Linked DNA regions of Mus musculus: regions 1 and 2 are each linked to region 3. A link is a loop called in an ENCODE intact Hi-C map of the cell type or tissue named here. Cell type or tissue: heart. All regions are shown on one strand. Links, peaks and the distances in the headings refer to the core of each region. The heading gives the core; the rest is flanking DNA. Region 1 holds the start of Gm3336 (predicted gene 3336). Region 2 holds the start of Ifi30 (interferon gamma inducible protein 30). Region 3 overlaps Il12rb1 (interleukin 12 receptor, beta 1).

Evidence for each region. A loop is a pair of places that touch in the nucleus more often than their neighbours do. Peaks named below come from ENCODE experiments on the same cell type or tissue, not always from the same donor. Only the 100,000 strongest peaks of a DNase experiment are listed, where the experiment ranks them.
Region 1: it touches region 3 in a loop (5-fold over the local background); 6 of 42 quality-filtered maps call a loop at or near these places.
Region 2: a loop joins it to region 3, with 2.3 times the contacts of the local background. A loop is called at or near these places in 3 of 42 quality-filtered maps.

What each region holds. Positions count from the first base shown.
Region 1 is chr8:70,715,517-70,725,127 of GRCm38, forward strand. It overlaps Iqcn (IQ motif containing N), which reads left to right. Exons shown (of 4, transcript NM_001370847.1): 4 at 1,086-2,134. The coding sequence ends at 2,051. It overlaps Gm3336 (predicted gene 3336), which reads left to right and starts at 3,027. Exons shown (of 4, transcript NM_001195253.1): 1 at 3,027-3,116; 2 at 4,904-5,212; 3 at 6,261-6,421; 4 at 6,528-7,119. The coding sequence starts at 3,038. The coding sequence ends at 6,575. Pde4c (phosphodiesterase 4C, cAMP specific) reads left to right here and starts at 8,548. Exons shown (of 17, transcript NM_001310465.1): 1 at 8,548-8,701; 2 at 8,999-9,051. The coding sequence starts at 9,010. It overlaps Gm34255 (a long non-coding RNA gene), which reads right to left and starts at 9,012. Exons shown (of 3, transcript XR_379077.3): 1 at 8,876-9,012; 2 at 7,755-8,118. In heart, for the core only: a CTCF peak has its summit at 5,383 (motif pointing right); DNase peaks (open chromatin) are centred at 2,995, 4,475, 5,375 and 6,285; H3K27ac peaks cover 424 bases; H3K27me3 peaks cover 4,277 bases.
Region 2 is chr8:70,764,580-70,774,203 of GRCm38, forward strand. It overlaps Ifi30 (interferon gamma inducible protein 30), which reads right to left and starts at 2,084. Exons shown (of 8, transcript NM_023065.3): 1 at 1,930-2,084; 2 at 341-523; 3 at 186-215; 4 at 140-184; 5 at 1-60. The coding sequence starts at 2,052. It overlaps Pik3r2 (phosphoinositide-3-kinase regulatory subunit 2), which reads right to left. Exons shown (of 16, transcript NM_008841.3): 3 at 8,024-8,116; 4 at 7,773-7,823; 5 at 7,554-7,685; 6 at 7,254-7,452; 7 at 6,710-6,795; 8 at 6,475-6,583; 9 at 6,268-6,366; 10 at 6,005-6,185; 11 at 5,798-5,923; 12 at 5,326-5,468; 13 at 5,010-5,186; 14 at 4,769-4,840; 15 at 4,483-4,653; 16 at 3,597-4,318. The coding sequence ends at 4,111. 6330537M06Rik (a long non-coding RNA gene) reads left to right here. Exons shown (of 2, transcript XR_003947402.1): 2 at 1,346-2,996. In heart, for the core only: no CTCF peak of the experiment used is centred there; DNase peaks (open chromatin) are centred at 2,172, 4,022, 4,972, 9,472 and 5 weaker places; H3K4me3 peaks cover 1,320 bases; H3K27ac peaks cover 948 bases; H3K27me3 peaks cover 412 bases.
Region 3 is chr8:70,815,707-70,825,438 of GRCm38, forward strand. Il12rb1 (interleukin 12 receptor, beta 1) reads left to right here. Exons shown (of 16, transcript NM_008353.2): 10 at 1-163; 11 at 727-861; 12 at 1,178-1,333; 13 at 1,506-1,640; 14 at 3,619-3,715; 15 at 3,976-4,057; 16 at 4,809-5,718. The coding sequence ends at 5,165. Among named protein-coding and RNA genes, the nearest start is that of Il12rb1, 12 kb to the left of the region's middle. In heart, for the core only: no CTCF peak of the experiment used is centred there; DNase peaks (open chromatin) are centred at 1,185, 4,615, 5,085, 6,135 and 1 weaker place; H3K4me3 peaks cover 1,911 bases; H3K27ac peaks cover 618 bases; H3K27me3 peaks cover 5,198 bases.

The sequences.
Region 1 (9,611 bases), core at 1,612-9,611, 99 kb before region 3:
CCCCAAGTTTAGGTAAGCACCCCATAGCCAGTAGCATCACTGTTCAGCCCTTAGCCTCAGAAAGCAACAGTGATCCCCAGAGCCTCCTCCCTGCTCCCAGGGTCCCGAGCTTGCAGAAGGCCGCTGTGGACAATTCGAGCCAACTTCTGGCTTCCAGCGTCTCAGTGGCACCACTGAGTACAGGCAAAGCTGGGACAGCTGAGTTGTCTCTAGGGTCAGAGGAGGTCAAGCCTGGAAACCCCAGAGCTGTCGAGAGCTCAGGGGGGACAGACTCAGCACCCCCATCTAAAAATGGGGTGTCTAGTGCCTCCCAGTTTGGAGGACCTCAAGGTCACACCAAGAGTGACCACCAAGAGTCCCTCACTGCTAAAAAGTCCTACCAACCCAGTCAAGTCAGCTTTGTCTCAGAACTTCTAGAAGGTCCCATGAACAGATTGCCCCCCTTTAGTCATCCACTCAAGCTGGTACCTCGGGTCTCATTGGACAGTCACAAGGAACCCTCAGGGACATCCACAGTGGGCATCACACCCATTAACCATGTCGGGGATGCGAGGAGACAGAAGGCAACCTCAGGAGTTCAGAGGATGTCTCTGGTCCATGAGCCATCATCAAGTGGCTCCCAGAGATCCCTTCTTGATGAGGCTGCCCAGGACAGCAGAGAGGCTGGTCTGCCAAAAACAATGCTGGGCCTCACCACACACCCTGACCAGAGGCCCACTCTTGTCACATGCCCCAGAGTTAGCTATGATAGGAGTTCCCTGGTCCCAACCATGCCCCACAACCAAAATGTTGAGTACATCAACCGCCCTGTCACTGGCTATGATGGGGTCTCACGAATCTCCACTGCACCTCACAGCCAAGAACACCCTCAGGTCACAGTCCCTAAAACTAGTTTTAGTGAGGGCTCTGGAAGAGTCCCCACCATGCTCTATGGCCATAGACTTCAACACATCAAGGTGGGTGAGACAAGCCTCGGTGGGAGTTCCCAGGGCCCCAGAACCACACCCCACAGCCACAGACCCCATCTTGTTACACACCCCAAAACTGGCCATAATACGATATCCCTACCCCCCACTGTATCCCAGGGCCCTGTGGATGCCGGCCTGGCTTCTGGCCAGTCATGGAATTCCAAAGTCCCCAACGTATCGGTCAGAGCCACAGCACATGCTGGGGCACCCCAAGGCGTATGGTATCCCAGCAGGGGCCACAAGCCATGGGACCCCATTGGTGCAGAGGCCGAGCTGGACCGCAAGCCTTCAGCTGAGCTGCTGATGTCAGTACAGGGCATGGAGAAAGTTGTCGTCCAGGCCGTTGTCACCATCCAAGCGTGCGCTCGTGGCTACCTAGTGCGCCGCACTGTGAAAGTGTGGCACCAATGGGCCACCATCATCCAAGCTACGTGGCGTGGTTACCGTGTACGACGGAATCTGGAAAGGCTGTTCAGGGCCACCACCATCATCCAGGCTGCCTGGCGCGGCTATTGCATTCGCCGGGCCCGGGCCCGCCAGGTACTGCTCCCTATTGCATGGCCAGAGCACAGTGGTCGAACCAAGGGAACCTTGGACAACAGAAATAGCTCCGAGCACCGCTGCTTCCTATCCTGTCAACCAGATGTCTGCAGCGTCTGTCAATCCCTGGGTCCCCCGGTAGAGAGTCCGCCCAGCGTTGTGATGCTTGTGGGATCCCAGCCACGCACTTGCCACGTGTGTGGCCACACACTCTCCACGCGAGTGGTGCAGGGCTTTGGCCAGGGCATCTCAGGTCAGCCTGTCTCTCGATGGGCCTCAGCATCCCAGCAGAACACCCTTCTTAGCCAGCAGCACAGAGCATGCACCATCATCCAGGCCGCCTGGAAGGGCTACAGGACCCGCCGGCAGCTCAGCCAGAAGCAGTCTGCAGCCAAGATGGTTCAGGCCGTGTGGAGGGGCCATTACACTCGAAGCTGCCTCACCACGGATGCACTCTTGGGAACAGGAGGCCCGTGGAGCATCTCCAGGGACACTTCACGCCATAGCTCAAGGGCTTACTCTTTGCACTGGCCTGGCGTCTAGACCCCTCCCTGGCTGTGGGCAAGAGACACCATCATGGCCATGTGGCCTCATGAGTCTTGTGAATAAAGCATGCTACAGCCTGACTCTGGTCATATATCTTGGGAGGAACAAGGGGAATTCTAGACCGTGCCAGCAGCAAGGAGTTCCAGTGTCTCCAGCCCATGTGGTATCTATAGTTAGGCTTGGGGAACCCTAATTATTTTCCAGGGGCCACAGGTCACTAGCATGGAATCCTGTGTGTCACATGGCTAGTGATTTGTAAAATGTCACATCTGGGACCAGTGAGATGACACAGTTGGTTAAGATGCTTGCTACTGAGCCTGTGTGTTTGATCACTGATGGGGAGAGGTGACTCACCTGATCTCCCTGCACACACACACACACTCACACGGCATGTAGGAACACACCACATAAACACACACACTATTTGAAGGAACAAACACCAAATATACATAAATTAACCTGTGACAGGCACACACCTGTCATCTCAGCATGGGTGGCTGAGGCAGGAGAATCACCAAGAGGTTTGGTTTAGGTCAGCCTGGGCTACACAGTGAGACCCTCTGTGGCAGGGACTAGCCCACTTCGACTTCCTTAGCTTGCTTGTACCTCCTTTAGAAAAATGCTAGACGGTTCCAGCTGCATCCACTGTGCTGTGAGACCTACCGGAGAAGGCATTTCCACCTAGGTGAGCCAGAGGAGTCTGGTGGCCAGAGAGACATGGGTATTCAAGTCAGGTTTGGGGCAGCCATAGAAGGGGTATCCCTGGGTGTCTGGGGACAGGGGCCACTACGTGTCTTGAGACTTCAGGAGCACAGTTCACCCCGTGCTGAGGAGGCGCTGGGGTGCCAAGGAGGAAGGAAGGGTTGGAGGGAACCCCAGAGCCCCAAGCAGCCCGTCATTCCTGCGATCCGCCGGCAGGGGCCGCGCGTGGGCCAGGCACTGCTAACCTGGGCGCGCACCTGCAGCCTGGGCAGACTGCAGGAATGGCGAGCTCGTGGCTGCTGCCCCTGGCGCTGGCTCTGCTGCTGCTAGGCGACTCCTCCGTCATCCTTGCATCCAGGGGTAGGCTGGTGGAGGGAAAGGGAATGGCTCCGGGTGGACAGTGGGACCGGGACACAGGGCTTCAAACCCTACTCTCCCCTTTCCTCCCAGACACAGTAGAGTTGGTAGCAACCCCTTAGGATCATCTGAGTTGAGGCAAAAGCCAGTGGTTTCCGGGACACTTCAGGGGTTTCTGGCACAGTCCTGCCCCATCCAGAGAGTGAGGAGGGCCTACACAACCGCCCCCTTGTCATACCAGGGATCTGGGCTCACTTTCTGTTCATTCACTGTCCCTGTTCCCTTTAGGAGTCGTGGTGCCAGACTTCTTATTTCCTTCCAGCTACTTCTTCTTCTTCTTTTTTTCTTTTCTTTTCTTTTTTTTTTTTTCCCCGAGACAGGATTTCCCTGTGTAGCCCTGGCTGTCCTGGAACTAACTTTGTAGACCAGGCTGGCCTCGAACTCAGAAATCTGCCTGCCTCTGCCTCCCAAGTGCTGGGATTAAAGGTGTGAGCCACCACCGCCCGGCTTCCAGCTACTTCTTTAGACAGTTGATTTATAATAGTTGATGGTTTTATTCCGAAAGCCCCACAATTATCCCTGGAAGCCCAGACAGGCTCCAGCCTGTGGATGACCCTATTAAGGACAATTGGCACAGCTTCCATCTCAGAGACGGAAAAGTGCAATACCAGATACATTGCCAAAACACCCCTATTTTCCTTTATTTTTTTTATTTTTATTTTTTGATGTTTTTTAAGACAGGGTTTCTCTGTGTAGCTCTGGCTGTCCTGGAATTTGCTCTGTAGATCAGGCTGACCTTAAACTCAGAGATTAGCCTGCCTCTGCCTCCTGTGTGCAAGACTAAAGGCATGAGACAGGTTCTACTCTCCTTTCTGTTTAACTTTCCAGAAAATTATAAAGACCTATTTGGTGCTAGGTTCTTAGTAGAACTGGAGATTGCTACCACCTCCTCTTTCGTCACTTAAAACCTTAATTAATTAATTAATCCTGGTTTGGCTTAGGGTCAATTTTAATTCCTCAGGAATTTCTCATCGAGTCTACTCACATCCTTAGGTTCCTTTGCCACAGGGCCTGGGAGACTGGGGTGTGGGAGGTGGGGTCAGCACCCCCTTTCAGAACCTAAATGTTATTTCCTCATATGTGCTATGTGGGGTGAGGCATGGGCTGGGCAAAGCAGCCATTGCGGCCTGTGCCCTGCACACCTGGGTGGAGCGACCTGGATCTGGAAGGAAGTCATGGGAGGAGGGAGAACAGGAACTATCTCCACAGCCTCTGAATGTCTTCAGGGTGGGGGAAGGGTGCCGTGGGAGGGGAAGCACGGCAGGAGGGAGGGGTGGTGTGTCAGAGACCTGAATCTTGGTGTTGGTTCGGCGGTAGAGGGTGTGGCCAGCATTCTGGGGCAGAGTTCAAGTCCTAGTTTAGGTCAGGGCTTCCCAGTTCTCAGGGTTCTAGAAAGTTCTGGATGTGGAGGTCATGCCTGCACCCGAGTGACAGAGTTGAGTAATGGTTCAACTTTCTGGGACTGTTTCCCTTTCTGTAAAGCAGAAGTCACAGGCAGTGATTGAGTTGTAACAGGTGGCACTCCAGAGCCTAGCTCTGTGGAGTCAGGCAGAGTTGCATTAGGCGGGCCAGAGCGCTGGCAAGCTAAACTCAGAGCGCTCATCTTCAGTCACAGGTATGTTGGCCAGGGGCTGAGATCGAACTTGAGCAGCGTTCCAGCCCAGGATGCCCATTCGCAAGCTTCATAGACACATATCCACATCTTGTTTTTTTGTTTGTTTTTTTCCCAGATGTTAATTTTACACTATTCTTGAAGAGTTTAATAGCAAAGAAAGCCTCTGATACCATCTCCCCAAGTCCAGAGACAACCCCTGTCCCCACCTCCACAAGTCCAGAGACAACCCCTGATTCTACCTACACAAGTCTGGAAACCATATCCCCTCCAGATTCCACAACTCCAAATCCGGGCTCAGCCTCCCCAGATCCAGAGACAGCCTCTCTCCCCACCTCTGGGTTCCCCAGTTCCGAGCCGACCACCACATCCCAGTCCACGAACTTGCCTCCACAAGGGTTGTCCACTGTGTCCAGCCCACACCAGGGTGAGTGTAAAGATTGGCTGAGACCAGGCGGATTTCTGAGTTCAAGGCCAGCCTGGTCTACAAAGTCTACAAAGTGAGTTCCAGGACAGCCAGGGCTCTACAGAGAAACCCTGTCTCAAAAAACAAACAAACAAACAAATTGGCTGAAATCTGACAGCAGTTCTGAAACCAGTCACCAGGTGGCGACACAGACCTGGAAGTGTGCAGGCAGGCCTGAGCCACAAGCCATCTAAAGCCATATTTTACTGGGTCTATGGCCTTAGTAACTTGCTAGTGTGTGCTGGCTCCTGAGGACACAGCCATGTGCAAGAAAACAGGTTTCATTACCTAGTTGTCGCTGTGTGTGGTGGTCCAGTGCTGTGTTCCTAAAACTGTGAGGAGGAGGTAGGAGGATGGCTTCAAGTTTGAGACTAGCCCAGGCCACATGGTGGGTCCCTGTCTTTTAAAAGATAACCAAGGGGATGGGAGGAAAAGAAGAAAAAGAAAACCAAGCAGGGTGATGGTGGTTCAGCATTCAGGTAGCAGCAGGCAGATTCTCTGTGAGCTTCAGGACAGCCTGACAGCCTGGTCTACACTGTGAGTTCCAGGATAGCCAGGGCCAGAAATGTCTTGAAAAATTAACAAGAAGAGGGGGAACAGAAGGAGGAAGAGGAAGAGGGTAAGAAGAGGAGGAAGGCAAGAAGAGGAGGAGGAGAGGAGGAAAAGGAAGAAAGAAAAGAAAAGAAAGGAAAAGAAGGAGAGAGAGAGAGAGAACGAAAAATCCACATGAAATTATATACTTGTTTATAAACAACATAGGCCCTGGAGTACCTTAAGGGCTAGAGCTCCTGACTAGAATTCCCCAGTAAGGGGCTGCGGCGAGTCTCAGGGATGGAACCTTGCCTAGAACCCCCCAGTGAGGGGCTGGGGCGTGGCTGGGGGGGAGCTCCTGCTTAGAACCCCCCAGTGAGGGGCTGGGGTGTGGCTGAGGGGGGAGCTCCTCCCTAGGAACCCTCAGTGAGGGCCTGGGGCATGGATGTGGCCAGGGCTGACCCCTTCCTCTTCCCAGATGCAGGCAGCCTCTGGACCCCCACATCATACAGGAACCCCGGTGTGGTGATTGCTGTGTGTCTGCTTGTGTCTGTCTTACTCGTTGGCTCTGCGTTCGTCGCTGTGAGACATTATAACCGAGATGCTCCAGCTTTCCATAATCTGGATACGGTATCTATGGTGAGATGGGTACAGCCAGGGTTGGGTTGCTGACTTCCCAGTAGACATCCCCCTGCAGTAGAGCCCTGTGGTGCTTAATGCCAATCTATGTGTGTTCCTCTTCTAGGGCAGCGTGAGCCAGAGGCTGCCATTTGCTGACCGCCTACAGTCGTGACTCTCAGAGGACTAGAGATATGGTGGGGGTGACACCTGGAAAGAGCAGTGTCTGGAAACATTTCCCCCCCTCACCCGTACCCTGCTATCCTGACCTGGGGATAAGTGGCAAGGAGGACAACTGGAGCCCAGGAATTTCAAGGCCAGTTTGGCCCACAGATCTAGTACACAACTCAGAAATGAATCAAGGTGGGATGGAGCACAGTTGTCATCCCTGCACTTGGGAGGTAGAGACAGGAGGATCATGTGTTCAAGTCCACCCTGAGCTATATATGGGGTTTGAGGTCAGCCTGGGCTACATGGGACTCTATCTTTAGAAAAAAAATTTTTTTTGTGGGAGACTGGAGAGATGGTTCAGTGGTTAAGAGCACTGTCTGCTTTTCAGGGGACCAGGGTTCTGTTTCCAGCACCCACATGTAAGCAACCCCAGTCCCAGGGGTCCCGTGGCCTCTTTTGCCCTCTGCAGTCGTCAGGCTCACAGGTGACACACAGACATACACGCAGGCAAAACACATTAAAAAATAAAACTAAATAAGCATAAACTGAGTAAAGTCTCACGATTCAGAGCTGCTTCCTGACTCTCGGGTTGAGTACCTCTTTGCCTTAATCCGGAGTCACACTGTTAACCCCGAGTCTGCTTTCAGGGGGGATGACAATCAGAGCATGTCATTTCAGGGTCAGAGGACAGGGCTGCTGTCCTCACCCCCCCCCCCCCCAGCCAGGACCTGTGTGACCCAGTGTCCTGGCAGGACAGAGGCCACTATCCAAGGAACTGGAAGACCTAACCTAACGGGAGGCAGCCTGGGGAAAGCTACAAATCCACATGACTTAAGAAGCCCACCCAGGGCCGGGCGTGGTAGCGCACTTGGGAGGCAGAGGCAGGTGGATTTCTGAGTTTGAGGCCAGCCTGGTCTACAAAGTAAGTTCCAGGACAGCCAGGGCTATACAGAGAAACCCTGTCTCAAAAAACAAACAAACAAACAAACAAAAAACAAAAAAACAAAAAAACAAGTGAGTTCCAGGACAGCCAGGGCTATACAGAGAAACCCTGTCTCGAAAAACCAAAAAACAAAAAAAAGCCCACCCAGAGCAAGTACCCAGGGCAAGTACTCAGGGCACGAAAAGGCCCTACAGTAGGAGAGGCATGGGCCTATTTCCTGATGAAGACATCGAGGCCTACCTGGCCGTGAAGTGAAGAGGGGTCTTCTGACTGCTGGAAGGATCTGAGTTTTCCAGCAATCTTCAAAACCTTGGGGCAGGAGGTACCAAGTGGGCTGTGCAGAGGTCACGGGGAGGAAGGAGCTGGCTGCCTCAGCTCCTCTCTGCACACCCTGCTCTCCACCACTCCCTCAGTGGCTCAGGCTCCAGTCTGGTAACCCTTCAGACAGCCGACTTTAGGGTGAGACAGGACCCACTCTTCAGTACAGGTGAGGGTGTCTCCCTCGTTGCTATGATGTTTGACAGCAGATTGAAGTGACCTCCACCCACAGCAGGTCACGCTCTGATGACCACTGGAGTAGGTGGTGAGAGGTCTCCTGGCCTGTCTGTGGGGGAGGGGTGTAGGGTGAAACATTAACTTGCTTCACAGCCACAGACTGGAGTGGCCTCAAGATCTCCTAGGCCCAGGCCACATTCCATCTTCCAGTCCCAGCTCCCTGGCTTTCCCACTTCTGACTGCAGCTCTAACTTGTGGGTAAGGTTTGACCAGAGAGTGTCATCAGCTGCCTGGACCAGCACAGCATAGCAGAACAGCTTTCCTAAAGCCTTGGGGTGCCTTGATTGGTACCCCAAAATACTAACGTAATGCCTCAGTCTCAGGCTATTTCTGTCCTCTGTCAGGTGTAAACACATTAACAAGTAAACCTTTGCCTGGCCACTCACCCCTCTCCTCCCCTCCCCCTCAGCCCTGTTTTGGTCACACACTTGGGCACACACACACACCTCCCTGCCCTTGTGGTCACTCTGCCCTTACCCCCTCCTCCAGTCCCGAGGGTGCCTCCTGGCTCGGGTCTAGTCTGGTGCTCAGTTAAAGAACCCAGCTGGGAGTGGGATAGGACCGTCTGTCCTCTGCTCCTGGGAGGTCACAGAGCACACTCACAGCGCAGGTCCCCACAGGAGCAGCTGGAAGTGAGTACCACACCTGTGTCAGTGTGAGAAGGCCTACCTCTCATGAAACTCGGCTCTCAGAAACCCCACAAAGCGCAAGAGTCCCTCCGGGCGCTGAACGGTTCTCCTAGGTGACCTGGACCCAGGATTCTAGTCCCTAGGGCTGGCCAGGGTAGGGAGCTTGGGCGGGAGTACCTGCAGCAGCCTCGCCAGGCAGCTGTGACTTCGCTGCCTTGCTGATGTGGCTCTGGGCTCTGGGGGCGTGGGGTGGCCCAGCAACTGGCTGGGACCTGGTCTCACTGATCCCTGTCATCACAGAAGCCTGCACCATGAGGCGGAGTGGCACGGCCCTGTCCTTCCTGTGGACTGAGGTGAGTAGGCCGGGACTGGGCTCAGTGCAGGAGCTGGGGACTGAGGTCCCTGCTCTGAAAAGGGACAATGAGGCTCCCTGAGCCCAGGGCCTGAATGCAAGATAAAAGTCATTTTAAAGATTTGTTTGTTTGTTTATTTACTTATGAGTACACTGTCGCTATCTTCAGACACACCAGGAAAGGATATTGAATCCCAGTACAGATGGTTGTAGGCCACCATGTGGTTGCTGAGAATTGAACTCAGGACCTCTGGAAGAGCAGCCACTGCTCTTAACCACTGAGCCATCTCTTCAGCCCTAAAAATATTTTTTATTATTTTCTGTATGGGGGTTTCCGCCTGAATGGTTTGTCTGTGTACCGCAGAGGTCAGGGCCCACTCAGGCTAGGAAAGGCCAATCCATGCCCTGAAACTGGAGTTACAGAACCCTGGTCTCCAGCTGCCATTGCTGGAATCACTGAGCCATCTCTCCAGACCCCTCTACCTTCATTTGTTTTAGATTTATGGTTCCTCTGTGTCTCTCTGTCTCTCTCTGCCTCTGTGTGTGTGTGTGAGAGAGAGA
Region 2 (9,624 bases), core at 1,625-9,624, 50 kb before region 3:
CTCCATACAGACGATGGTTAGGAACGCTGCCTCCTTTTCCAGCTTATCCAGCAGACAGGCCTGGAGAGGCAGGCAAGTGTTGTCCAGAGAAAGTGGCCAATCCCGCCTCCCTTCACCGCAGGTCCGCACTCCAGCTTACCTCCACCATGTTCAGTCTACACTCCAGCTCCCCGTGCTGGCACGTGGAACTCCCACGTACCGCTGACATTTCTCTCCTGCAAGATAGCAATGGATCTTGGTGAGCTCAGGTGACTAGGTGTTCCTGGTGAGCTCAGGTGACCAGGTGTTCCTGTCCCTTGGCATCCCTCCTGCTTCAGTTTCTTTGCCCCGCCCCCAGTACCTGTGCATTCCCGTAGGGCACCAGGGTGATGTTCATGATTTCCATCACCATCAGCCAGGTTGGGAACAAATCCCGGACGAGGAAGTAGCGACAAGCTCCACACAGGGACTCATAATACAGGCTGACTCTGACAGGTGGTGAAGGGGGCAATGGGCGTGGCCCCAAGAGGCACACATCGTGGGCCTGAAAGGAAGAGAGGTGTCTGGTGAGGTATGGCCCCGGTCACCCCTGAAGAGGGCAGCCCTATGCCAAGACCCTTATAGTTCGTTCAGCCTTGTGGCACTGGGGACTAAAGGTTTCTTTGCACGTGTTGGGGGAGCAGTCTCCCAGTGAGCCACATCCCGGGCCCTCTGAGGGTTTTTTTGGGGGGGGGGTTTAGAGACAGGGTTTCTCTGTGTAGCCCTGGCTGTCCTGGTACTCACTTTGTAGACCAGGCTAGCCTCGAACTCAGAAATCTGCCTGCCTCTGCCTCCCAATTGCTGGGACTAAAGGCGTGCGCCACCACCGCCAGGCTTTTTTTTCCCCCTCTGAGGTTTTCGAGACTCTAGATCCTGTTCCGCAATCACAGTTTATCTACAAAACGGAACCTGACAGGCTCTCAAACAGTAGGTGCTCAGCGAATGCACAATCTTTAACTATATTCAGGAAGTGCTAAGACAACACTAGCACCCGGGAGGCAGAGGAAGAGTTCCAGGCCAGCCTGCTGTACATAGTGAGTTCCAGGACAGTCAGCCCTACACTGAGACTCTGTCCCCTCCATTAACAAAACAGAAAACCAAACCAAATCAAAATAAAGTAAAATAAAGTAAAAGAAAAAAAAAAGATATGCATATTTCTAGTTGCTGCTCTCTCGCTCAGCTTTGTCTGTTCAGAGATGCACACTCTGAAGCCAAATACATGCTCTCTCGCTTGATCTCTCTCCGTCCCTCCTCCCTCCCCACCTCTGTAATTTTGCGCATCACAGCGATGCCTTTCACCCACGAAGACTCTATTCTTCCTCTCCAGGGACCCAGGGAAACTTCACCCAGTCTGATGCCCGACTAGACACAGAAGGTGCCTGATGCGTGCAGAGACTTCCGGTCCCCGGGGAGGGCGGGCCGAGTCTGAGCAAGGATCTAGGCGTGCGGGGCATGTGTTTGCTCCAGGTCAGAAGCACGCTAGCCCCCTCTCTTCTTCGGCTGGAACGCACACCGTAAGCGACAAGAATTGTGTGAGGGTGGAGACCAGACAGTGATTCAACAGGTCTGGAGCAGAACACCCCCCCTCACACACATACACACACCCCGTGCGCGTGCCCATCCCTCAGCTCTTCACTCAGACATATCCGGTAGGTGGTTGATAAATGCTCAGGCAAGGCGGGCAGGGGATAGCTGCATTTTTCAGACCTGAGATGGGGAAGAGAAAGGACGTGGACACGGTACTCAGAGTTCAGGGACTGGATTAGGGGTGGCGGCCCTGGGCGTGACAGCTTTCCCTGAAGACATTGGAGTTCCCCAAAACGAGTTCACGGAATAAGTGCAGAGAAGTCCCTAAGCTGACAGACTGGCGGGCATCTGACCCTGGGCCCCTTCCTGCGTTGCGGTCCCTACCTTGCAGGTGGTTGTGCCTTCGGAGGATGCTTGCGAAAGGGACGCAGTGGCTGCTCTGGGAACCTCGAGTGGGAACAGCAGAAGCAGAAGGGACAAAAATGGTAGGATCGGAGACCAGGACATGGCTGCGGAGGAAAAAGCTGGCAGGACTGCTTGGTCAGGCCAGGAAGGCGGGAGACTTTAAGCAAGTGGAGGCCCCACCCACTAAGTCCACGCCCCATCCAGGCTCCTTCTAACCCTGGGACTCCTTTCCTGAAGGCTCCGCCCCAGCCAGGTGCTGGTCCCAAATCACGAGGCCACAAGACTCTGTCCAGCCTCCAGTCCTCCGCGGCTAGCATGTCTGGTCACGTGAAGTTTTTGGATCAGGCATGGGAAGGGGGACTCCAGACAGTGACGACCAGACCGAGGGACAGGAGGCTCATGTTCTTCCCCAGAGCCCAGCGGAGGTGGGGGAGTGACACATTCTCATCACTAATTCTTACTGCCATGACTCCAGGTCACAGCAAGCCAGCCCCGCCCGCCCGGCACATCCCCCCACCTCCGCTGATTCAGGCCACAGCAAAGAAGCTAGCTTAGGCAGGGCAACTTCCCATCTCTGGTTCTGGGCCCTGGCTTGGGTTGAGGACATAGCTGAGGTACTTGCTTCCAGCAACTGAGTGTGAGACTGGAGATGTGCCTGGACTCCAGACACTGTCCTTTTCCATCAGCTGCGGTTTCCCAGTCTGTGAAATGGGGTGCTAGTGACACATGACTGTGGATAGAGTCGCCAGGAAAGGATCATGCTGTGAGAGCCTCTGCACCAAGTCAGTTTGAGAATTGAACCCTGGGTCCCTGGAGCAGTGACAGGCCACAGAACAGCAGCACCAGCAGGAAAAGTTCCAGCTCCAAGCGTGAGAAAACCGGGTTTTCTGTGTAGGAGACAGCAAGCTAGAGGGGATGGCGATTTGGGATGGCTACATGCTGAGTTCTGTTCTAACCAAGTCTTGATTCCAACCCTCACCCCTCTGCAAGCTGGGCAGAGACCACCCCTGAGGCCACGAGTACGGATAACATTTGTTTTCTCTTTTGTTGATTTGTCTCCCCAGCTAATAAGCTTGTGATTGTGCCTCAGCTTCCCAGGCTCTGGGGTCACAAGGTGCTGTTTGTCTTAGGTCACTTGCAGGATGCAGCATGGACCAAGGCCAACTGAACCCATAGGGTAGTGGGTCAGGGACGGGTTCTGTCCGTTACTGTCCTAGCTGAGCCTAAACGCGCTGGAGGGGGAATGGGAGCACTTGGCAAAGTACTCATGGGCTTAAGTCTTGATGTGTTCCTACCCTAGTGCAGGACTTTTGCTAATGAGCACAGATCCTGGGGTCTGGTCAGCAAGTGTGCAGAGGGCCAGAGCTTGGTCTCCCCTCACAAATCAGGGAGACTAGGGACAGGCGACACCCGCCTGGGTGGCTGGGAGGTTGTTGCCTTTCTTCCTGATGAGGAAGTTAAGGACGACATGGGCGTCACAGCTTGTGTCTGTCCGAGCACCCTGGAGCTGGGGCAGCAGAAGAGGGGCTGTTCTTGGGTTTAGGGTCCCTGGCAGGCCAGGACATGGGTATGGGGCATGGCCACTGGCAGGACAAAGTCTGTCGTTCGCAACAGGGTTTAGGAATTCCAGTCCCCAAAGACACTCAGCCAACAGGTACAATGTTTCATATTCGTATCAATAAATGTACCGTACAAAACCTGCTGCCCATCCGCCCTGGGCAGGTATGGGGTCCAGGGAGCAGGGACACACCCAGGGCCCTTGTCCCAAAGGGGAGGCGATTGCACAGTCTGGAGAACAGCGCAGGGCCTGGGCGAGGGCCAGAGTTTGTATTTTGCCCGCCAGAGTGGGGAAGATTCTCGGCAGCTGCGGGGTAACCCCCTGTGACTGGTTTCACTTCGACCTTAAGAGGGGAAGTTGGGGTCCGCGGGGCGGGTCCCGCCCGGCCCCGAGTGTCCAGGCCTGAGTTCCTGGAAACCACCTAGCGCGGTTCCTTTCTAACCCCGGGGATATGGCTTGAAGAACTCAGGGCGCCCAGGCCAGTGGCCCCACAGCCTCTGTAAACATGGCAGGCGCAGCGGGAGGGATGGCCTCCTGCGCGTGTTCACCAGGGGAGGGGATCTGGAGACAGACATGGACAGGGAGGCAGGCGAGGTGGGCGCTCAGCGTGCTGCAGACGGTGGGCCAGGCCCGGGGGCACGCACAGGGTGTGCGAGGGTGACGGTAAGTGCGTCATTGTGCTGCACGAGTGATGCGTGCTGGTAGTGCAGCACCAGCTCCTTCAGGGACCCGTACAGGTTATAGGGCTCTGCGAAGCCGAAGCCGGTGGCTGTGCGGTAGATGACACAGTGCTTCGTGTCGCCGTCCACCCTGCGTGGCCAAAAGAGCTGCTCAGAGAAGAAGCCATGCCTGCCTCTCCCCCTCTTCACTGCCAAGCTCAACAGAGCCTAGCACACAATGGAAATGGGTGCTCAATGCACACAATGGATTCGCAACACAAATGACTCAACCCCAACCCATAGCCCAGCACTCACACCACGGAGCATGCGTAACAGCCCCGCTGGCTGCTCTCCCGGATGAGGAAGGTCCCGTCTCGTTTGCCACTCAGCATCTCCTCCGCCTGTGTGCGGTTGATCTTGCCCACGTACCACGTGCGCTCCTCGTGGTGGGGGAGGGCGTCCTCATCCTCCATCAGTGAATACTGGCTGTGGGGTGAAGCAGGAGAGGAGCCACTGCCTGGAGAGCTCTCATCCTCCACCACCAACGCGAGTACCCCCTCCCTTTATGAAGTCCTTTTGCCCCTTGCAGCACATCACTCACTCCTCAGTCTCGTTCTTGATTCCCAGCCATTCGTTGATCTTCCTCTGTCGGGCACCTTTCTGGGTGAGCCACCTGACAAGGGAGAGGTAAGTGAGCAATGCCTGGGAAACCGAGGTAAACCAGAGTGGGTTCCAAGTGCAGTATCTCTGGCGGCCCAAAGGGGCGCTCAGAACGTGGTTTACCCAGCACAGCAGTGATGCGCACGAGCGCCCCCTGGTGAGCAGGAGAGGGTGCGACTCACACGAGGTACTGGTCCCTGATCTTGCGCAGCTGCATGAGGTCAGGTTTGAGGCTGTTCATGCGCTTGTCGATCTCACGGTTGTCGGAGGCCTGCGCCCGCAGATCCTGCTCCAACTTCGTGCGGCTTTCGTGTATCTCCGCGATGCGAGACTTGAGTCGCTCGGAGTTCAGCAGGATCCTGAGGAAAAAGGCAGGGCGAACTCCTATGCACCCTCCGAATTCCATTTCCAGTGATTACCAGCCTCCTCGGTGAGAGCCACCTTCCATTCCCTCTTGCCCCGTGGCCACCAGAGGATGCACAGGAGGAACCCCCGCACCTCTGCATCTCCTTCTCATTTCCCTCTCGCCGGAAGCGCTCCAAATACTCCTTGCTGCATTTCTCCTGTGTCTGGCCCTGCTCTTCGAAGATCTTGATGGTCTCGTTGAAGGCCTCTATGGCTGTGCGCTTCATCTGCAGCTCCTGGGGATGGGGTGGAGCTCAGTTCTGCCCACAAGTCCCTAACGTCCGTCCGTTATCAGGAGTGAAGGGTAACTCTGCTCTGTCTCCTTCACTGAGAACCGTATTTCAATAGTGCTGGCTGGCTGCACTCAGCTAACTGACTCAGCCTACAAATCCCACTACAAACCCATCCTTGCTTTATATTCATTTTTGGGAATCCCAAACCTAGATTTGTAAGAAGCACTGGGAGGAAATGGGGTGTAGCACTGAGTGCTGGGGGAGCACACACTGGCTTGGGCTATCCCTCTGTACCTCAGCCCCCCCCCCCCCCATGTGCAGAGCCCAGGTACCTGGGAGGTCCGTGTGTATTCTTCATACAGCTGGTCATATTCGCGGCTCTTGTCCTGGTACTGCTGGTGGTAGACCTTGAGCTGGGCGCCCACAGCCTCTATGCTGTCCTCCTTCACCACCTGGTCCTGGATCCCAAACACAACCATCAGTGCTTCCCTCCCAACCCAGGCCCAGCCGAGGCCCACAACCCCCAGCGCAGCACACACTTGTTGGTACTTGGACACAGGGTAGAGAAGGCGTGTGTCCAGCTTGGCGTTGTACTGGGCCAGTGATTCGTGGCGGTAGTGGGAGATGAGTTCCACCACGGAGCAGAAGGTAAGGGGCTCTGAGAAGCCATAGTGACCATCCCGGTGGAAGACTTTGATCAACTTGTTGTTCCCGCCTTTCCTGTATGCAGGGGTGGGGTCATTATCGTGGGACACCTCCCCAACCGGAGCCTCCCGACCCACTGCCTATGCACCGGCCCTACCTGAGGGTGAGCGTGTACTCTCCTTGGATCTTGCTGGATGCATCTCTGACTAAGAAGGTACCATCAGGTGTGTCCCGGAGTCTCTCATTCACCTCTTCCCTGGGGAATGGGGGCATGGAGCCACTGACATAGCCTATCTGCCCCACCCTGCTCCCCATGCCCGTCCCACGCACACACGAAGCTCATCTTTTGCTGCAGCAGAACTACCTGGAGATGTCCCCCCAGTACCACTCTGCATCCTGAAGCGAGGGCGGGCTCCCTCCATTGGCCAGAGCTGTGGGTGCCGGCTTTGCCTTAGAGGGCTTAGGTGGTAGCGCTGGGGGAGAAAACACACATGCCTTACACACCAAGTGCATACTGCCGCTGCAAAAAGCACGCTCACGTTAAGTACTAACTGAATACGACACTGGTCATAGACTTGCCCATCAATGAGAACAGTCACCTGGGGGGGCAGCGTCTTGCTCCTCCACATGCTCCTGCACCAGCCTCTCTAGCAGCAGCACAGGGAAGTCGGGTACAGGCTCACTCCTAGGGGGAAGTGGGGGAGTCAAGTCCTGGGAGTGACAGCTGCACCATGTGTGAGAAGATGGGGTGCAGGTGTGGAACACAATTGGCAGTGTAGGAAGACAGGTGTGGCAAGGCATGTGCAATAGGAGCTCCAAGGAAAACAGGAAGTAATGCCAAGCTCGTGGGCAGGCTTGACGGCCCCTCTCTGCTTGTAGCTCCCTCACTGTAGCCACAGTGAAAACCCTGCCCACACAGCCACCCCCTGCCCTGCTCCCTTTCACTTAGGGATCCAGTCTTTCTGCCCTATACAGCAGCTCTCCCTGACCCCACCTACCTTAAAGACCCCAAAGCTTTTGGTCCCACTGGCTGTTCCCATCCAGGAAAACTACTTTTTCCCTTCCATCATTTCTGGGACCCATCCCACACAGTGATGCCCATACCCACCAAGCCACACCTCGTCGCAGGCTCCACCCACTCACCCATCACCCTCGCCCCCTGACGGAGGTATGCGCAGCAGTAGCGGCCCGAAGGCACTGGCCAGTGCATGGACAGCTGTATCTGGCGAGGGTGCTCTGCGGGCCACACGACCCAGGTGTTGCAGCAGGAAACGCAGTGTGAGAGCCTGGTGCAGCGGCAGTGTTGGGGGTTCCAGCACCAGCCCCACGGGGCCTGCAACCTCTGCGGGCAGAGACAGACAGCCAGAGCCAGTCAGTTGGGCCAGTAACCACACGGGTATCCACCCCAAGGTCCCTTGCCCACCCTGCTCTGCCAGGCTTTACCTCGAAGTGCCCGGTACGCCTCTGCTGCAGCTTCAGGGGTCACCACAGCTGCAGGCAACGCCAGCAGGAAGCCCTTAACAGCATCATACAAGGCGGTGCGGTCCCACTGCTCCAAGTCACTCAGGGACCAGTCTGCAGGTATGGCAACGCATCACAGTCCAGCCTGGTGAATGTGCCTGCCCCTCCCATCACCACGGGAAAGTCAGCAGGATCCCTAACCTGTCCGTGTTGCGGGCAGCTCCGGCTTACTGTAGCATTCACTGTCCAGCTCTGGGAGAAGGGGACTCACGTGACTGACCAGCATATGTAACATGGGGCCCAGGACACCTCCCTCCCTATTAGGTGTCACCCTTTCCCCCCAGCCAACAAGGAAACCCACAGCATCCCAGCTCTGCCTCTGTCCATGAAAAGACCAGGCTGGAGCCCCGCCCCCCCCCGCCCCCCCCCCACACACTCAGGCTGGACCTCACCTGCTTGCTCAATGGCTTCCACCAGCTTCACCAGAATCGGGGGAGCAGGGTCAGGTGGGGAGAACTGCTCTGCCAGGTCTGGGAGTATGTGGCCTGGAAGGAAGGGGCAGGGCGTGAACACTCATGCCCTCTATGCCTGCAAGACTGTGCAGCCGCCCAGCTTGGGAACCCAGGGCACAGGGAGCGCTGTGTCAGTGGGAGTTATTTCCGAAGTTTACCACAAGGAATCTGCAAGCCCAGGGATAGTGGAGGACACGAAGGACGGTAAGAGCTCAGTGCAAGGTGTGGGAGTGGACAGCCATCACTCCAGCACTCTGGGGATGAAGGCAGGAGGCCTGTGTTATACAGAACCTGTCTCCAAAAGCAAAAGAGGTGACAGTGCAGACGGCTTCTGTATTCAACTGGAACCGCCAGAGAAGCCCACACCAGCCCTCTTCACTTCAGACGCCTGGCCTCTACAAACATGCGGCTGCACCTATGAGGTCTCGAGATGACTCATGAGGCAGCGAGCAAAGCTCACACAGGCGTTGGCTCTACTACGGTCAGCTGTGCAGCCCCGACCTCAGGGATCACCACTCTGGGCTTTACACTTCAAAGAAAATTGCCAGACTGGAGTATCTTTTTGTTTTAGATTTTATTTTGAGACAGGGTCTCAGTATATAGATCAGGCTGGCCTGGAACTCCCAAAGATCCTCCTGCCTCTGCCTCCTAGAGTGCTGGGCTTAAAGGCCTGGGCCACCAAGTCTGATGCTCTTTTGTTTGGCTTTGAATCAGAGACCTACTATGTAGCCCTAGTGGCCTCAAACCCAAAGCAATTTTCTGGTTGGGATTACAGGCATCCCCACACCTGGCTTCCACCCTCCCCCACCGCAGCTTCCAGGCCCAGCCCCCTTCCAGTAGTGCCTGGTTCCCATGTAGGGCCTTTTGTGCACAGGTGTCTGGCTGGCCTTGGCAAGGCTCTGCCTGCCCCTACCATCTGGGTTGGCTCTGGCCCTCGGCAGGGATGCCCTGGCATGCAGGAGAGGCAAGCCAGGGCCTGCGGGGCCTCTCTGAGTGGAGCTGGCCCAGCTGTATGGAAAAAAAAAAAAGAAAGAAAAAGAAACAACCTCCCCAAACCTGTAGGAGAGGAGAGGAGGTGGGCAGCACCCTGCCAGCAGGGGAGGGCGGATACAACAGCCAGGGACCCCAATGCCAAACGGAGGCCCCACTGGTAAAAGCCTCACCCCCTTCGAGATGCAGGAGGAGCTGGCTGAGTGGTTCCAGGTGGTTCTTCAGGACTCGGAGGTGCGGCCTTTGCTGGTGGGGAAACTGAGCCTGCAGAGGGCCGCCCTCAGTCCTGAAGGTTTGAGGGTGAGGCGGGGCATTTGAGATGGCTGGACCTTGGCCAGCCTGGGGAGGGAGGCGGCTGTTACTGGGGCAGCCACAGGCTCTGGCTGTGAGCCCGGATGGGCTGGGGCCCTGCAGCTCTCAGGGCCAGGCCTGGGCTCTGGGGACGCCAGATGCTGCGTGGCCTGAGCCAACCTCCCAGGCCTCAGCTGTGCTGCAGATCCACCCACCCCAAGTGAGGGGCTACAGCCATGTAACTGTCTGCATTAGACATC
Region 3 (9,732 bases), core at 1-8,000:
AGAGCCCTGAATGTCAGCGTGGGAGGCAACATGACATCCATGCAGTGGGCAGCCCAGGCTCCCGGCACCACCTACTGCCTTGAGTGGCAGCCATGGTTCCAGCACAGGAACCACACACACTGTACCCTGATTGTACCAGAAGAAGAGGATCCTGCCAAGATGGGTAATACATGGTGGGCTCCAACCTTCAGGGTCTGTGCAGACAGGGTGTTTGAAGCCCAGAGTGTCATCTTCACTTACTCAGAGTCACACAGAATCGGGCAGAAGTGGAATGCTGTGGCCTGCATCTGCAACCTTTGCTGGGTTCCCATGTCCTGCCCTGGGCAGGTCACACGATGGCAGATAATGAGTCTCACATATTATGATGATTTAAACATTCCCGCACCACGGAAGGTGGCAGTTCACAGTTGCTGTTGGCAAGTTAATGAGGCCTAGAGAAAGCCAGGCAGCAGGACGGTGACTGCAGTGTCTTAAGATGTCCTGCTGTGGGTTTGGGCTGGAGTCCTGGTGGACACACTTTTGGGGTTTTCACAGCTGAGGCTGTGGAGCTCCACATAGACTTCTCCGCATGCTGTAAAGGCTAGGTAGTTGGATGAGCGATCCAGGGGAAGAAGTAGAAAGGCTTTGAAGCACGAGTAGAAGTTTTCTAGGCAGTCCCAGAAGGCAGCACAGTCAGCAAACAGTTATGGGACAGTCCATCAGTGGCTGCTCCGCTGGTCTTTCTAGTGACACACAGCTGGAGCTCTAAACCTACCCTGGAGCAGGAGGAATGTTACCGCATCACAGTGTTCGCCTCCAAGAACCCCAAGAATCCCATGCTGTGGGCCACAGTCCTGTCCAGTTACTACTTTGGGGGTAACGGTGAGTCGATCTATCCCTTGATGACCCTTGATGTCCCTTGGTCACCTTGGAGTGGCTGTGGGTGGAACCAAGGATGTGAGCTAGTCAGATGCTATCTCTATTAAAGGATCCACGCCGGCAGGTGTGGCCAAGGCTATTCGTAGAGCCCTAAGTTTGTGGAGTTAGGATACTGGGCGGATCCAGGGCTGTGCATGGGGCGGGCAGCCACCCTGGTAGGCATGGCCACCGTGGAGGAAGGTGTGGTCTGTGTGGGCGGGGTCGCGGTGGGCGGGGCCTTCCCTTCCTTTGCCCCATTGGTGACTGAGGCGTTGCACAGCCTCGAGAGCCGGTACTCCACGACACGTGTCGGTGAGGAACCAAACCGGGGACTCGGTGTCCGTGGAGTGGACGGCGTCACAGCTGAGCACCTGCCCGGGGGTCCTGACGCAATACGTCGTGCGCTGCGAGGCTGAAGACGGCGCGTGGGAGTCAGGTGCTGGGGGTATGGGGGTGGAAGAGAGTGTAGTGTGAGCCCCGCTGCTGTGTCCTGAGACAAGATACGGTGGCCCCGCAGCGAGTGTGGACCTCACAGGGCTGCTCTGAGTGTCAGGCTCGTACCACAGGTCATAAAGGGATCCCTAACCCACTGCTGCCTTCCCCAGCAGAGTGGCTCGTGCCACCCACTAAAACCCAAGTGACACTTGACGGACTGCGCAGCCGAGTAATGTACAAGGTTCAGGTGCGAGCCGACACTGCGAGGCTCCCGGGTGCCTGGAGTCATCCCCAGCGCTTTAGCTTTGGTGAGTGGAGAGACATCAAGGATAGCTGACTGCTCTTCCCCTAATGACCCCACAGTGCCAAGGACCAGCCTCGGCTTGAAAAGGGGGTCCTGAGAAAGGGGTGTTTGGGAGTGGTGAAAGAACAACTTGAAGTCAGTTGTGGGGTACAAGATGAGAGCTCTGTGTTCTGCCAAGTGGGCTGTCCAGATAGGTCTCTGCTAGAAAGAATTCTAAAAGCTCTCTGCATAGTTCATGGGCTTTCTGACCAAACTCAGAAACAAATCTTGGATTTTCCAATCAAGTCAGAAATCCTGTTTTTAAAAAATCCTAAAAGTAAATATTGAGTTTTCTGATCAAAATCTGAAAGCCAGAAAAATTTCTAAATAGCAGTGTTAGCTCTCCAGGTTCCCTCTCTGAGTTGAGTGTTCTCTCTCTCGGGCCAAAGCCCAGTCTTTTATTTCATATCAATCCATTTGTCCACCTTCCCCGCCTCCCCACATCATTTTACAAATCACCATTCCCTGACTCTAGCCTGTGATTCTTAGCAAAAGGCAGCAAGTACGTTCTTTTTTTTTTCTTTTTTTTTAAAGTCTTTGTTTTGTTTTTAAAGATTCATTTATCTTATTCATTTGAGTACACTGTAGCTGTCTTCAGACACACCAGAAAAGTACACCAGATCCCATTACAGATGGTTGTGAACCACCATGTCATTGCTGGGAATTGAACTTAGAACCTCTGGAAGAGCAGTCATTGCTCTAAACCACTGAACCATATCTCTGGTTCCTTTGTTTTTTTTAATTAATTAATTAATTTTTAAAAATTAGGTATTTTCCTCATTTACATTTCCAATGCTATCCCCAAAGTCCCCCATACCCACCCCCCCTTTTTTTTCTTAACATTGCAAATGAATTCAGAGATCTGCCTGCCTTTGTAAGCACAGAGAGTAAGTTTAGCTGGGTGGGATCCCGTCCTGAGATTACCATTTCTTTTTTTTTTTTTTTAAGATTTATTTATTTTATGTATGTGAGTACACTGTAGCTGACTTCAGACACACCAGAAGAGGGCACCAGATCCCATTACAGATACCATCTGTGAGCCACCATGTGGTTGCTGGGAATTGAACTCAGGACTTCTGGAAGAACAGAGGGTGCTTTTAACCACTGAGCCATCTCTTCAGCCCAGATTACCATTTCTTAAATCTCTTTATCTCCTTCCTCAGTTTCTTTTTGACAAGCTGGCTCAGAGTTTAGCTGTCCCTGTTCTTCTAGATCTGTGAAGGCCCTGACTTATACTGCATCGTTATATTTTGCATATTGAGAAATTATATAGTCTTGGACTCATGTTTTCAGAGTTCTTTCCTACAGCCTTAAGGGCTGTCCTGAAGGTCTCAGCATTTACCATTTTTCTGAGACATTAGGCACAGCCTCGCCTCATGGACTCATGTTGCTTCTAATTATCATTGAGTCATTAATCTTGGCAGGGAGAATATTTCCCAAAGGAGGAACATTTTATACACACACACACACACACACACACACACACACACACACACACACACACGCCTCATGCCCAGCAACTGTCAGCACTCCTGCAGGCCAACACCCTCCTGGCTCTGTGTCAGGAGCAGGAACTGTGTCCCACCTCCCTTCCATAACCATGCAGGACCCGGCACCACAGCACCCCACTGGCCAACTTTTCCTTTGTGTTTTTCCATGGCCTCTGGAAAAAGCACTGGTCAGAATTCCTTTTCTCTAGCCTACCTCATCTACCTGCAGTATTTGATTCCTCTCCATTTGTCAAACTCCTATTTGTCCTTCAAACCCCAGCTGTAAAGTTCTCTCCTGTAGGAAGCACTCCCTACTTGTCTCTGATCCACAGTGACCACCCCTCTGCTCTCTTTTGTCTCCTTGGGTTGCTGTATGTGGGTCAAGTTGCGTCTTCCTCAGTCAGGGTAGGAACAGGGCACACATCCTTCAACCCAAATTGTCCCGCCCCCCAGAGGTGCAGATTTCCCGTTTATCCATCATTTTCGCGTCTCTGGGAAGCTTCGCCAGCGTCCTCCTCGTGGGCAGTCTCGGATACATTGGCTTAAACAGGTGACTCTTGCCTTACCCCTCCTGCCTTGTCTGCTAGAGCAGTATTGAGGACACTCACGACCCCAAAGTATAGATCTGTCCTGGTCTAGACGCGGAAACCAAGGCACAGAGGGCCTGGAACCGAATTGCGTTGTGGGCAGAGATGTTGCTGATCTTGAGTGTGCAGGACTCTCATTTGGTCCACATCACACCCTTCATAACAGCGGGGACAAGGAAGCCTCAAGAATACCCTCTCTGATCTGTCACCTTTTGTTCCTCAGGGCCGCCTGGCACTTGTGCCCACCCCTGCCTACACCCTGTGGCAGCACTGCCGTGGAGTTCCCTGGCAGCCAGGGCAAGCAGGTAGATGTTCCTTCGCAGCTTCCCACTGCAGAGTAATGTACTCTGGGCAGTGGGTGTGCTCCAGCTCAGCTTGCCCAAACTGAAGGGCGACAGGTAGATCCAATAGGCAGGAGAATTCTGGATGTCATCTTAGAATCAGAATTTAACGTGGCTTCAACTAAAGGGGAATGTGAAAAACAAACTCAAGGCTTCGGGCTTCAGGCATGGCTGGATCCAGGGGACGGGATCCGTTTCTGTGCTGTAGCTAACCTTGGGGGCCTCACCCTGGCTGTTTCGGTGGACGACTTGGAAGAGGGTCTCCACAGAATGAATGTGCTCCTCTAGGCACTGGGAGGGGGAGGGGTGTTAGGGGTTTTCAGCTACACTGTATCCTGGCCCCGCCTACCAAGTCTTAGTCCCACCCAACGACAGGATTCTTCCCATTGTTTTGGCTCCTCCCAAGTCCTGGAGCAATTACATAGCTCTGCCCACAGCCCTAGCTCTGCCCTCATCCTTTTACTCAGTCCTGGTCCCGCCCACGTCTGCTCCATCACTCAATTTCTGATCCTGCCCCTTTCCCCTTCACTCAGTTTTGGCACCGCCCACACATCCTGCCTCCTCTTGTTCCTGCTGTTTGCTCCATCCCCACCCCAACACTCCTTAATTAGTCCCGGCCCCGCCCCCATCCTGCCCCTTCACTCAGTCCCGCCCCGCCCCGCACTTTACTTAGCCCCTCTCGAGAATTCACTGACTCTGTCCCCCCTCTTTTTAGGCTTGGCAGTGGTGCAACCCTGAGGACTTCCCGGAGGTGTTGTACCCGCGAGATGCGCTGGTGGTCGAGATGCCCGGAGACAGAGGCGACGGGACAGAGTCGCCCCAGGCCGCCCCTGAGTGCGCCCTGGACACAAGGCGGCCCTTGGAGACTCAGAGGCAGAGGCAGGTGCAGGCACTGTCAGAGGCCAGGCGCCTGGGCCTGGCTAGGGAGGACTGTCCCCGTGGTGACCTGGCCCACGTGACACTCCCGCTGCTCCTGGGAGGTGTGACCCAGGGAGCCTCTGTACTTGACGATCTTTGGAGGACCCATAAGACTGCGGAGCCGGGACCGCCCACTTTGGGGCAAGAGGCCTGACTGTTGCATCTCCAGCCTGCTCCCTCCTCAGGAGCCCCTAAACTGCAACAGCTGGTCATAATGGCTGTCCTATTTTATAGATGTGATTCTTGAGGCCCAGAGAAGGTGACTGTCTTGCCTGATGTCACACAGCGTTTGCAGGACGCAGACCCAGGCCTTTCTCCCGGTTCTGTAGCACCCTTCTCTTCTCCCACCCACTCCCTCCAGCGCCTATAGCCACACCGCCTGTGAGGGGAACATGGAAACCTCCAAGAAGGGGAAAGTGCTTCATGCAGCTTTGCTTGGTATCCTCAGGGCAAGGCTGGACCCTATCACTGGTCTGTTTATTTTTGGGGGGGTCCTTCCAGTCTGAGGGGACATGGTCAGTCACAGGCTCAGTTTGCCTCCAGCGTCCTTGGCTGGGGTCACAGAATGACTCTAGAGCGTCATAAATTAGGTTACCTAAAAAGCAGGGCCTAGACATTCACGGGAAGTTTATACGTCTGGACTCAGTTTCCCTATTAGAGTATTGGGCACTTAATAAATGGGCCTTCCCAGAGACTGAGAAACTAAATCTGGCCGTCGTGGTGCACGTCTGTCATCCCAATACCCAGGAGGCAGCTGCAGAAAGATGAGCTTGGACTGCAAAGCGAGTCCGAGGGTAGCCTGGGCTACATGAGACCCTGTCTGGAGGACAGTGTGGACAGTCACCTAGAATTCCGAGATAAGACCTGGGTAGTACAGATAGTTGAGGCGAGAGGCCCAGCTCCCTTCCCATGTGCTCGCCCGCCCGTCAAGAGGACCCTGGGTTCCCTCTTTTCCTGGCGCTACAGCCACGGTAAACGCGCGTCCGTAATGTCTCACTTTGGCCGCTAGGAGGCAGCAGCGACGCGTGTCGCCTCCGCCCGCCCTGCACATGAGGCTCAAATTGGACTTTTCCAGTTTGAACTACCCAAGGTTTGAGAACCCTTTTATAACAAGAGTATGCGAAGCTAGTAGGGCGAGGCCTCCCAGACCTGGAACCTGCGTTATCATAGAAGCTTCTAGCTGGCGAAGGAGCCGTGGTCTCCGGGTCCAGCCACACAGTGGTTACACAAATATTTCGGTTATGGTAGCCCGTTTCCAGTGCTGGGGTATGTTGGGGTTCCTCCAGGGACCCCGGGAGGTTGAAGCAGAGGACACTTCTACGCTTGGGAGAATTTGCCAACACACCTAGAGTCTGCCTGGACTCGGGTGGAGAAGGCAAGACCAGACCTGGGGGTGGAGAGTCAGTCACCAGCATCCAGCCACGTGTGGTGGACAAACTTTCCGTGGAGTATATTTTGTGTCCAACAGGCTCCATCTGGCTTCTGGCTAAGGGAAAGACGGGTGGGTGGCGGACAGAGTGACAGCCTAGAATCCCCCTTAAGGAAGTGGGGGCGTGGCTCAGAGTCAGAGAAGCTGCCTAGAATTTCCAAAGTGGGCTGGGGACGTGGCTCGGGGAGCAGAGTAACAATTTAGGATTCCTATGTCGTGGCTCCAGGATGGGATGATCAACATAATGCTAATTGCCTTGGGTCTGACCATCACCAGTGCAAAACACAGTTCCTTACTGTGTTCCAGACATCCTGCGTGCTCAGCCCCTGTGGCATGGGATGTCTCACAGGCTACTGCAGGCAAACACGGATCCAGACATCACACCCACACTTTTTTTTTCCTTTTTTTTTTTTTTTTGGTTTTTTTTGAGACAGGGTTTCTCTGTGTAGCCCTGGCTGTCCTGGAACTCACTCTGTAGACCAGGCTGGCCTCGAACTCAGAAATCCACCTGCCTCTGCCTCCCAAGTGCTGGGATTAAAGGCGTGAGCCACCACGCCTTTTTGTTCTTAAGACTCCATTCTAAGTTAACTTGCCCTTAGAGAGGCATGGCCCCCTCCCTTGAGGTCTGAGAAAAATCACAAAATGTCCTTGGCAGTTACAAAATAGACACAGCAGCTGCAGCTGGCTGGTAACAACAAAGTGGGCTAAGAAAACATAAGTCATTCCCAGGTCAAGGTGCTCCTTCTTGTTGTATGCTCCCTCTGTAAGCTCTGCCCCACAGTTACCTGGCAACAACCAGGTAGGTCTGATTCACTATTAAAGGGGCTGCTTGCCCCCTCCTCTCTTGCTCTCTTGCTCACCCTCTCTCCCCATTCCGTTCCCCCACTCTCTCCACATGCTCATGGCTGGCCTCTTCTTCTCTACTCTCTCCCTCTCTCTGCCTTTCTCTGCCTCTACTAGCCTCTTAACTCCCCTCCCCATGCCCTGAATAAGCTCTATTCTATACTCTACCGTTTTGGGGCTGGTCCTTCAGGGGGAAGGGAGGCCTTGGCATAGGCCCACTGAGACTTCCCCTTCTCCCATACCTGACTACGTCCCCATAGAGGATACCCCCATCTTTATCTTTTTATAAACACATCACCCTCCTTGTGGCTTAACCAGGTGCTTGTAAACCAATTAGCTTAAAGACTAACACATCTGTACCCTCTTATGTAATGCCAAGGCTTGGAAACCCCAGTCTCGGTGTTTGGTTTGTTGTTGTTGTTTGTTTGTTTGTTTGTTTCCCCCCTTTAGAGACCCCCTTCACTCAGACCTGGGGGTTCAGTCTCCTTCCTGTTCCATCAGGAAGGTTGGTGGCCCGAGCTTGATCTTCAATAAAAACCCTCATGCGCTTACATCGGTGTTGTGCGGTGTTGTGATTCCTGGTGGTCTCTTTGGGGGTTTTACAATCTGGGAACAACACAAAAACAGCAAAGGTCCTGAGGAGGCCAGATAAAGGCTCTGAGTGGCAGGGCTGCTGCCAGCAGGCCAGGACCTTTTAGTTTAGCTTGGTGGTCTGGACAGAGGAGCTTGTGACTTCCCTTCAAGCTGCTCAGGGCCCTCTGGCTACAGCCCATGCTAGATCAGAATTCACCATCCCCCTGCCTCAGCCTCCAGAGTACTAGGATGACGGCTGAGGGCTAACAGGCCCAGTCCCTGGCCCCCTCCTCACCCTGCTTACTGCAGTGGCCTTGTGTGGAGCAGGGACATGAGCAGCCTCAGTTTTCTTCTCCAGGTACCTTCCGGCTGTGTGCTTCTAGCCGGTGTGGACAGATTGTCACAGGCTCTAGGGAACATGTCTTGTGACCAGTGACCCAGGGTCAGCGCCAGAGCCAGGTGCCCAGGGCTCTGCCAGCACTGTCTGCCTGTTTGATTTTATATCTGTCGATGTTTGATTTAAAATCACACTGCGCTTACACACCACACAAATTGCCCCACACACCCCATTTTTCTTCAGTTTGCCCATTTAAAGAGCACAATTTGGTGACATTTGGATTCACTCGGTGTGCACACAGCACTTCTGACTAATTCCAGAACATTCCATGCCAAACGCCAAAATGTGTGTCCCCACGAGCTGCTTCTGAACCCCTGGGCACACTTTCACAGTCCTGAGCCTGATCCGGACACCAGGTCACAAGGGTCACTCCCCAGAGTCTGTGCTGACTGTTGTCAATCACATGCATTGTGATTTTGAAGTTTTTAACATGTGTTAATGCCTCTTTCCTTTTCATAGCTGAGTACTATTCCACTGTGCACCCAGAACACACTTTGTCTCTCTGCTCATGTGCTAATGAGGGTTCAGGTGGCTCTGCGTTCCGGGCTGCTGTGGATCCTGCTGCTCCGGCTTGTGATCTGCAGTCGTGGGAGAAAGATCTGTTCTCTCCTCCCTCTTTTCGTACATTCTCCCCTTTCTGCGTTCCTTCCTTTTGGCATTTGCTTTTATCTCCTCTCCCTTCTTTTTCTTGCTGAAGATGGAACCCAGGATCTTGTTTCAATGGAAGCAGAAACTCACCCCTGAGCCACGCCCCCAGCCCCTCACTGGGGGATTCTAAGCAGGAGCTGAGACCACAGACTAACCCTTTACACAGGATGCTCTCTGGGCCACAGCCCTCGCCCCCACCCTTCTGCTCTTGGAGCCTCCCAGAATCATCAAAGTTGATTCTCAGCAGCCATGACAGGGCTTCTGGCAAACTTACCTAGCCCACAGCCTCTCAGAGTCACTGTCCCCAGCACCATAATGGTGGCCCAGGCACTGAATAAAACAGAGTGAGGGAGGCCCACCGGCCTGCCTACCGAGGTTTCCACAGAGGTTGCTGCTCAGTCCTGGCCTGGATGGCTGGGATCTACTCTGGCCATTGTTCCTGCCCTGGGCTGACCCAGCACTGGATCCTTCCAGTAGCTTCCCTCCTCAGGGTCAGGTGCTTCCCAGCTGGGACCTCAAGGAAGAGGTCATACAGTCAGTCAACATGCATCTCAGAAAGAGGGCCTGGGGCAAGCTTATGGATTCTCTCAGCCTTGGCCTCTTTGCTTCCTAAACCATCGACCTACAAAACTATGGTCCCTTCTGCAGCTCTGATGACTGTTCCCTGGGACTGACCCTGGCTCATACCAGCCAGCTGCCTCTGCCGAGTCATACCGACCCCCAAGTCACACCGATCCCATGCAGGACCTGTCATGCTTCCCACCCCTGTCTTCCCCAGCCTCCTAATACTCCCCAAAGAACTCAGGCATCCTCCTGCCTCAGCACTTCTTC